Regions from separate parts of the Mus musculus genome. Here region 1 is linked to region 2. Evidence: chromatin contacts called from ENCODE Hi-C data. All regions are on one chromosome and are shown on one strand. Each heading gives the region's core, a stretch centred on a gene start or an enhancer-like site at or near the end of the contact. The rest is flanking DNA. Distances are from core to core; before and after follow the strand shown.

Region 1 (4,174 bases), core at 548-3,047, 58 kb after region 2:
GTGGTTTCTGGGCGGGTGGGCAAGAGTCTGGCTAGCTCAGGCTGCTAACTCAGCAGGTGGTTTGGTAGGCAGGTGGTGGTGGTGGTGGTGGTGGTGGTGGTGGTAGTGGTGGCCGTGGCTAGAGCACAGGAAGGACTCCCAGCGGGAGCTTAGACAGCTGTTAAAGGGAAACCTGCTCTATTGCTCCAGCCCGGCAGATCCTGATAAGAAGAATCCATGATTTTAGAGTTTTATTGTAGAAAAGAAGAGAGAGAGAGAGAGAACAGTAAAGAGGTGGAGGATGGCCATGGCCATGTGGAGAGAGGGGAGAAGGGAGGGGGAAGAGAGGGAGCAAGAGGGATGGAGAGAAAGCAAGAGAAGCAAGAGAGACTGGAGGGGCCAAGCAGTCCCTTTTATAGTGGGCTGGGCTATCTTGCTGTTGCAGGATAACTGTGGGGAGGAGCATACCTGGCTATTGCCAGGCAACTGTGGAAGTGAAGTCTGGACAGCCTATGTGACTGATGGCCACAGAATGATGGATTTGAAGGCTCATAGTGTCAGGCATTTGTGTCTGGTGGCGTAGCTCACTGTTCTGTCCCTTGTAGAATTTTCTACTGGGTCTCTGGAGTAAGCCTTGCTTGACCAAAACACAGACTGCCTTTCACAGTCCCACAATATATGACATATAATACTATATATAGTATACTATATGTAACTATATATAATATAACATATGATGTGTGTGCATTTATATTATGTTCATTGGAGTTTTGCTTGCATGTATATCTGTATGAAGGTGTTGAGTTCCCTGGAACTGGAGTTACAGACAGGTGTAAACTTCCATGTGGGTGCTGGAAACTGAACCCAGGTCCTCTGGAAGAGCAACCTGTGCTAACCACTTATCCATCTCTCTATTACCAGGAGTGTGTATTTGGACCTGGGCATGACCTTTCAAGGACTCCAAAACCGATTGGCTCTGGGTGGGAAACTGGCAAAGCCATTACTTATATGGGCCAGGCTTAAGTGGCATAAAAAGGCTTTCCTCTGGAGTTGGAGCATGAGCGTTGATGGATTAGTGTTTGAAAACAAGTGACTTCGGCTTTCTCCTCCCAGAAGAGACCTCCTACAGAGACTCCTCCTCTTCATGTGTTGTACCTAACGAGCAGTAGAACCCCAGCCACCTGATCCTATGTTCATCTCGTGTGTTCTGTGTATCTGTCCTTTTCTTCATACCTTTGCTGTCCCTGGTCAGGTCTGGAACCCCACCCACAATTAAGATGGGCTCTCCCACATCAGCTAATTTAATCACGGCAATCTCTCAGAAGCATCTTCGGAGGACTCAAGATCTCAGGTGCTCCCTGAAACAATGCCTAGAGAAATTTGAATTTCGGATACACAACAGAAACTTTTTAGTGTATGTTTGTCCATTTTTTATTGGGCACCAGTATTCAACCTGGCAACCCAACTGGCTTCTGCCTAGGGACTGTTTGCTGCATAAGGGATGCAGGTACTGTAGCCGCCCATGGCCACACGAACCTGGTTCCTGAAAGGGAGACTGGAGCTATATGGGAGGAAGCAGCGGGGGTGAGGGGTGGGGTGGAGGGGGTGGGTGGGGGAATAACAAGACCAAGACAAATTCTGATCAAGGCCCAAGAGTTTACTAACAGTCTGTGCTTATAAAGGGGGAAGGCCCATCCTCCGCCACACCAGGCTCTTGATGCTTTGTTGCCAGTCTGTCAGCACTTGGTGCAGGCTGTCAGCACTTGTTTGCCAGGCTTGTTGTTTATCTCCAGAAGACAGGTTCAGCCTCTGCGGGGTTGTTTTGGAGAAGAGTGCAGGTTGTAGAACAATAGACCTATCTAGGTTGAAAGACTCCACCCTAGGTGGTCTCACAGCTACAGAACAGGTCTGAGTCAGCCTCCTCAAGGCTGGGGGAAGCTACAAGGTACTCTTAATTTCTTCCTTCTTTCCTTCCCCTCCCTTCTCCTCTGTGCATGTGAAGGTCCTGGAACTCATCTGTAGACCAGGCTGGCTTCAAACTCAGAACTCCACCTGCCTCTGCCTCCCAAGTGCTGGGATTACAGGTGTGCGCCACCACTGCCCGGTGTGTAACTATTCTTAAATGACCAAGGTGTAACTGTTCTTAAATGACCAAGGTTTCTCACAACCCACGGAGCTTCTCAGTTCATCATCATGAATTTTCTTCCCTCACAGGAAGCAGGCTGGCTTCAGTAACAGCCCATGCTTAGGCTAAGTTTTCCTGACAGAATGTTGGCTTGTGTCCTCTGAGTGTCCGGCATGGTTAATCTTACCATCTGCTTTGGAATCCGTTTCCTTCAGCAGTAAAGGGTAAATTCTCTCTCCACTGGGCATCTGGTGAGCATTCAATGCTTTTTCTTGCATCCAGCAAGAACTCCACGTTCCTGCTAGAGCTGTTACCCACCCCCACCAGAACCTCCTTCAGGACTTACGTAAGACGGCATCAGCTATTTCAGCTAATTTCATATACATTTGGCGCCTTTTAAATGGTTTTAAAGGCTCTCTTTGACTTGCCTGTTTCTTCAAATGCCTCCCGGGAGGCATCCATTTTTGAAGTGGCTTATTATAGCTGGTTTTAAGCTCCCACCAGCCACACACTGCCTTTCCCCATCTCCAACCCCAAGGCCTCCAATGGCTTCCCTCCCCCACACCAGCCTCTCACAGGCTAGATACTTTGTTTCTTCTCCTTGCCCATCCATTCTCACCTTGCTTTGATTATATCCCCCGCACCCCCCCCCAAAGGTCACAATTTCCACACCAAGCACACCAAGCCTCCCCTAATCCTGTCTAAGGGTTCTCTCCCCCTTTGCACCAGGAAGGCTATTACAGGTGCATTTTTCTAAAGGCTGCTTTTTGTAAGCTGTTTGCTTTTTTGTTTTTGTTTCTCTTTGTGTACTTTCCCTAAAATGTCTGTTTGAAGCCAAAGTAAAGAGTTACTGATTTCAAGCTTTGTATAAATGGCTTATGGTCTATGTCTAGTGATTGTATAGCCCTGGCTGTCCTGGAACTCACTTTGTATACCAGGCTGGCCTCGAACTCAGAAATCCGCCTGCCTCTGCCTCCCGAGTGCTGGGATTAAAGGTGTGCGCCACCACGCCTGGCTGTGTGTGAGTCTTGAAGAGGTTTTGTGCTTGCTAGATATGTGTTCTACCACTGAACTACTGCCCTAACCCTCCAGTAATTTAATCTTGAATCTGGTTTCCACTAGAGGTTTTTGTTGTGGTGATTGTTTGTTTATTTGTTCTGAGCCAGGGTTGTTAGTTGTTCTTGTCACCTTGACACATGTGGAGGGAGGGGTCCCTGGAATTGCTTAACCAATAATGCCCTCCATAGGCTCAGATGCTAGGATACTTGGTCCCAGTTGGTGGTAGGCTTAGGAAGTGTGGCCTTGCTGGAGGTGAGAGACCCCCATTTCTGGGAGACCCTCGCTCAAATCTTGGGATGAGCTGACGCCCCAATAACTCAAGAGAAACTGTTCTTGATGCAATATCACATTGTTGTGTCTGGCCAGTAGATCACAACCTGGGTTCTAGCCTGGAAAGGCATTTTGGAAACCTGGAAGAGAAGAGGGGCTAGGCGGCAAGAGAAAATGATGCAGCTAAGACAGGCATTCTGATCAAAGGTCAATTTTACTGTTCTGCACGCAGTTATAAAGCAGGGGAAGGGGGCCCGATTCCCGCCAAATAATCTCAGGATCCAGTAGCAGGGTGACCATGTGTGTGGCTCCAAACAGCAAAGTGGCATGTTACAGCAGTGGGCATGGCAGAACGATTGAACGGGAAGCTCCACCCCTGAGCAAGCAGGTTTCAGGCTGAGGGAGGGGAGACTACATCAAATGAGGTTTATTCGGGAATCAGCATGCTGAGGCCGAGCTCGTAACCTGCACAGGGACAGAGGAGATAGACCCCCAGCAGTTGCAGTTGAGGGTTTTTAAAGAATAAACTGCAAAGTGAGGGGAGGATAAGAGTACAAAGAATGGGGAAGCTGAGTAAACATTGTAAGAATGGGGATGATGAATTACAGCTCATCTCTTACAGAAAGGTTACAGGCTATCTTTGGCAAACATTCTTGGTCCCTTACACTATGGGTCAGGTGCCTGGGTGAGTCACCCAGTGGTTCTCTCAGGCTGAAGGTGAAAGAACGAAGAACTCCATGC
Region 2 (4,787 bases), core at 1,381-3,880:
AGAGGGCTCTGTGGCTGACAGTGCCATTGCTACATGGGGACCCAAGGCAGGGGGCTACATCTCTCTCCCTGAGCTGAGTGGGGAAGCCATGGAAGCCACTGCTGACTCAAACAGTGCCTCAGAATAATAAAGAGACAGATGTCAAGTTGCTAGTGACAAGTTGAGATTTGTGTGTGTGTGTGTGTACGTATACATATATTTGACAAAACTCTGGGCCAATGAGGTCCTGTTTCAAACACAAAGTGATAGGTACCTTAGGACCCACACACAAGGTTGTCCTCTGATATTCACATGTGCATTGTATATGTGTACACCTGCACACACATGTGCTTCCATATACATGACAAACACCCCTTCCCCCCCAACAGTGTTTTATGAACCAGGTTTGGTGGCACATACCTGTAATTCCAGCACTTGTGAGGCAGAGACAGGAGGGTCAGAAGTTCAAGGGCATCCTTGGCTACATAGTGAGTTCAGGGCAGCTCCGTTTACTTGAAACCCCATCACACACACACAAAAAATATCAAGGAAAGCATTCCACAAATGTGAGAATAAACCAGGCATGGTGGTCCTCACCTGTAATCTCGGTGCTCTGAAGATGCAACAAGAGGATCACTACAAGTTGCAAGCCAGCCTGATAATCTGTCTCAAAACAAAACAGCACAAAGTGACGCTGGAAGACAGTCACATTTCCAACTTTGTGTATTAGTTACTGTCTCTGGAATTAAAATATTTCTTTAAGGGCCAGTACATTCTCTTCTCCACAAGGCATCTAAACAATTGCCTGCACTTCCGTAATAATTTGTGTAGTCCAGTTAGATCTTCTCATTTGGAAAGAGTATTGTGTGTATTCATCTTCTCTAAAAACAAATGTATTTTTGTTTTGTGTATGAGTGTTTTGCCTGCATATATGACTGTGTACCACCACAAGTGTGTAGTGTCCATGGGGGCCAGAAGAGGCATCAGATTCCCTGAATGAAACTGGAGCTAACAGGTTGTTATCCACCCTGTGGGAGCTGGGGACCACGCCTGGATCTTCTTCTGCAAGAGTATTCAGTGTTCTTAGCTGCTGAGCCATCTCCCTAGGCCAGCATTCATCTTCCTAATGATCAAGTAAGAACACCCTCATTACTTAGTGCTGGACATATCTGGTACTTGTCCTGGTACCTAGAAGAGCTTAGATCTGAGCAGGTGAGGCAAATCCATATTCTTCTAATGAGCGATGGATGCGATGATAGAGTGCGTATGGATTTTAGTCAGGATTTTACCACTGTGAGCAGATACCTGTGAGAAACCCGAGGTAGGAAGGATTTCCTTCAGCTCACAGTTTTAGTGGACTCTGCGGTCCCTACGTGGAGCAGCACAAAAGCCGTCAAAGCAGCTGCAGGCCCCTCCTTCCAGCCAAGCCTATGGCTGCAGCAGTAAAATGTCTAAAATGGCGGCACCACCCACCACATCTCAATCTGCATACCTCACAGGAGCTGTCCACAGTGGCAGCACCTCCTCTCCAGCCTCCCTCAAGCAACGCCACAGAGGATGGTGCCTCAGCAAAACCAGCTGCAGCCGGGAAGGAATTCCTACACTAACTCATGGGCCTGATGCAGAAAGACCCACCAGTCCCTGAGCTTCCCCCCAAAACCCACCAATCCCTGAGCACAAAACTCCACCAATCCCTGAACAGGAAAACCCATCAATCTCTGAGCTTCCCAAACTCGGGGCTTGAAATCCCACCAATCCTCAGTCTGGAAATCTCTGCCCTGAAAAGCTCTGCCCCTTAAGAAATCCTAGAGAAGGCCTGCCCTTTATCCAATTTCCGGCTGCCCACTTCTGAGAGCAGAGAAGGCAGCCATCCCTGGATTCATCCCTCCACACCCTGGACCTTTCAATAAATCTCGTTCATGAGATTTTTCTGCCTGCTGTGACTCTCTCATCAGAAGAGGACAAGAAAAGAAGCTCTGAAGAGAAAAGAAGAAGCAAAGATGGAGCTGGGCTGAGGCCTCAGCTCGGCTGGGATACTCACCCTGGGGAGCTGCAACACCTCTGCTGAGGAGGCTTTCTCTCTCTCAGAGCTGTGTGGTTCCTGGGCTCCTGTGTCTCACTGGGATGCATCCTCCCCTCAGAGCTGTGTGGTTCCTGGGCTTCCGAGTCCCCGGATGCCCGTCCAACAGAGCAGAAACACTTAGAGGTTCATTTCATGGTGGCTTGACTGTGCGGCAGTACATCACAGTACTGGGACAGGTGTGGAGGAAGCTGTTTCCTTCTTGGCAGACAGGAAGTAAAAATGTAACTAGAGACTAGAACCTTGGTGTTTCCCTTCAGTGACCTAGTTCCTCTGACTAGGGCCTACCTCCTAAACATTCCAGAGCCTCCTCCAAACAGCTTTACCAGATGAGGACCAAGTGCTCCCCAGATCTTGTAGGGAATTTTATATTCAAACCATAATAGTATGGCATCTTCCAGAGACAGTATCTAGGATAACGTCCCTCCTCCCTCTCTGTGCAGGACACAAAGGCCCAAAGCTAGGGACCCTCACCCCACACTGTGCCTTTGGATGCTTTCTGCCAAGAAAGAGGCTGAGGGAGGCCTAAGGCTGTTGGAAACACCCCAAGGCAGAGGCAGTAAGCAGTACTGGTTGCCTAGCAACTGCTTTGCAACTGCAAGCTGCTCCAGGCCCCCAGGAGGAGCCCCTAGTTACTTGATTTAGCTCCAACTGGATCCTCTTGCAGGCAACAAAGAATCCTACTGTTAATTAAAGATGAAATGACATTTCGATGGTGAGAATGGCTACGAAAAAAGAGGAAAGAGCTGGGGCCATAGGGCATGGGTAAGAATTTTCTCCTACCAGAGAAACAGAGCAGAGGAGAGGCCAGCTGTAGGGCCAGACCTCATCCACAAAACCCCAGAATGACAGGTATCAGCCCTTCCTGACAATTTCATCTCAATGTCTTAGAAACCCTGCAATAGGAATCTACTTGGCTGATAACTCTGAGATGTTACCGACTGCCTTGGGGACAAGTACAGATCTGTCCCCTTCCTGTGGTGGGGACTCACTGAAATACAAAAGGATTTGAAGGTCCTGTACACAGACATCAAAAGCAGGCCAGTGGTCCATACCTGGGTGGGAAGGAACAGGGATGCTGCTGTGTGCATGTAAGGGTTTGGTGGGTAGCACTGAGGGAAGGTTTCATCCATACATGTCTACTGCAGAGGGTTCCTGACCCAGATGTGAGCACCTGGCCACTGTCACTTAAAGGGCTAAGAAATGAAGGAGATGTTCCTCGCACAGTTCCCAGGGGATTCTCCCATGTCACCATCCCTGGGTCTCTCTGGGGGGCCCATCCTGTGTGCTTCTGGTACTCTTCCCACAGGGTAGTAGGGTGCTTGAGCAGTTTTGTTGACAGGAAACCCTCACCCACATTTCTTGGATAAAAAGCAGGTTTTGGACAGAGACTGATGGTGGTGATAGCCTTATAACTTAACAAGTTTGCTGGAAATGATTGTTTTACACAAGAAAGAAAGGAAATATTTTTTTTCCTGTGAGGATGTACGGTCATCACTCAGAACAATGGAGGTTCCACTCTCTTACAGGAATTAACATGGTATTTGTATAGGACCCATTTTCACGTGCCACATACTCTAAGGGTATTATTATATTAATAATTATTATTATTAGTAGTATTTTATATATATATATATGTATATATATATATATATATATATATATATATATATATATATATATGAAGTGAATGTGTTCAGGACTCATGCTACCACATACGTGTGGAGGTCACAGGACAGACAGCTTTGTAGAGTCAGTTTTCTTCTTCTACCTTTCCATTGGTTCTGAGAACCAAACTCAAGTCCCCAAGCTTGTGTGGCAAGCACCATTATCTGCTGAGTGCACCCCCCATATACTTTAAATCATCTTTATGTTACTTAAGATGACATGATACCATATAAATGTTAAATAAACAGCTTGTGCCCGGTTGGGAACAATGGCAAGAAAAACTTCTGCAGGTGTTCTTTACAAATGCATTTCCCCAGATATTTTCAGTCCTATTGATTGGCTCCTCAGATATGGCAACTATAAATATAGAAGACCAACTATATATGGGAAGAGAGAAAACAGGACACCCTGTTCCAAGGTAAGGCTGTCTGGGGCCATAGCCAAACCTCCCTGGGCTGGGCCTCATGGGACCTGGAAAGTGGACTAGGGATTGAAAAGGCTAGAAGGCTCCAGAAAACCTCATGGTGCGTCAGACCCTTCCAGCCCTTCAGACACTGTTCTGGTCAGCTGCCGTTGTCTCTGCTGGTTTATCCACTAATGTCAATTGTTGGATCGGCCAGCTACCACAGATCAGGGAAGCTGGGGACATATAAAATACCACAAGGCCACCTACTGAGCTTCAGCAGGGGCCTGACCGGTATCCTGAGGTCTTGTTTGTGTGTTTCCAACTCTGCTCTAAGCCATTGCCCATAAAGCCATATTGGTACATGGCCACAACTACCCACGCTGTCTGTGGTTGCCTTAGAGGCAACAACAATAGATTTAGGGGGTTTCAACCTACCGTAAGCTTCACAACATCTCAAATGATTATATTCTGGTTCTTTGAAAGGATCTTCCAACTCAAAAGTTTTTACAGGCAGAGACCCTGGAAGTTCAAAACTTCACAGAACACTTGACACATAGTAGGAGCTAAATAATCCATGTTGCCTGGCTATGAAGCTGGACCTTGGTGGAATCTATACAGTCTGTGCCTTCACTTTGGAAGGGGGATCCTCCATGG

The links. Hi-C counts contacts between places; a loop is a spot of excess contacts on that map.
Region 1: a map of left cerebral cortex shows a loop between it and region 2 (5-fold over the local background). The contact joins the enhancer-like site here to the promoter of 4933407L21Rik in region 2. A Hi-C loop is called at or near these places in 21 of 37 maps with a recorded cell type or tissue (CH12.LX, Patski, T-helper 17 cell and 6 more).

What each region holds. Positions count from the first base shown.
Region 1 is chr1:85,868,348-85,872,521 of GRCm38, reverse strand. No RefSeq gene overlaps it. Among named protein-coding and RNA genes, the nearest start is that of Itm2c, 24 kb to the left of the region's middle. Within about 2 kb of position 1,797, at least 1 of the 3 ENCODE cell types and tissues checked has a DNase peak (open chromatin) inside an H3K27ac peak, as active enhancers do; it is left cerebral cortex, where a contact is called at or near this core.
Region 2 is chr1:85,926,326-85,931,112 of GRCm38, reverse strand. 4933407L21Rik (RIKEN cDNA 4933407L21 gene) reads right to left here and starts at 2,630. Exons shown (of 3, transcript NR_037692.1): 1 at 2,021-2,630; 2 at 577-642.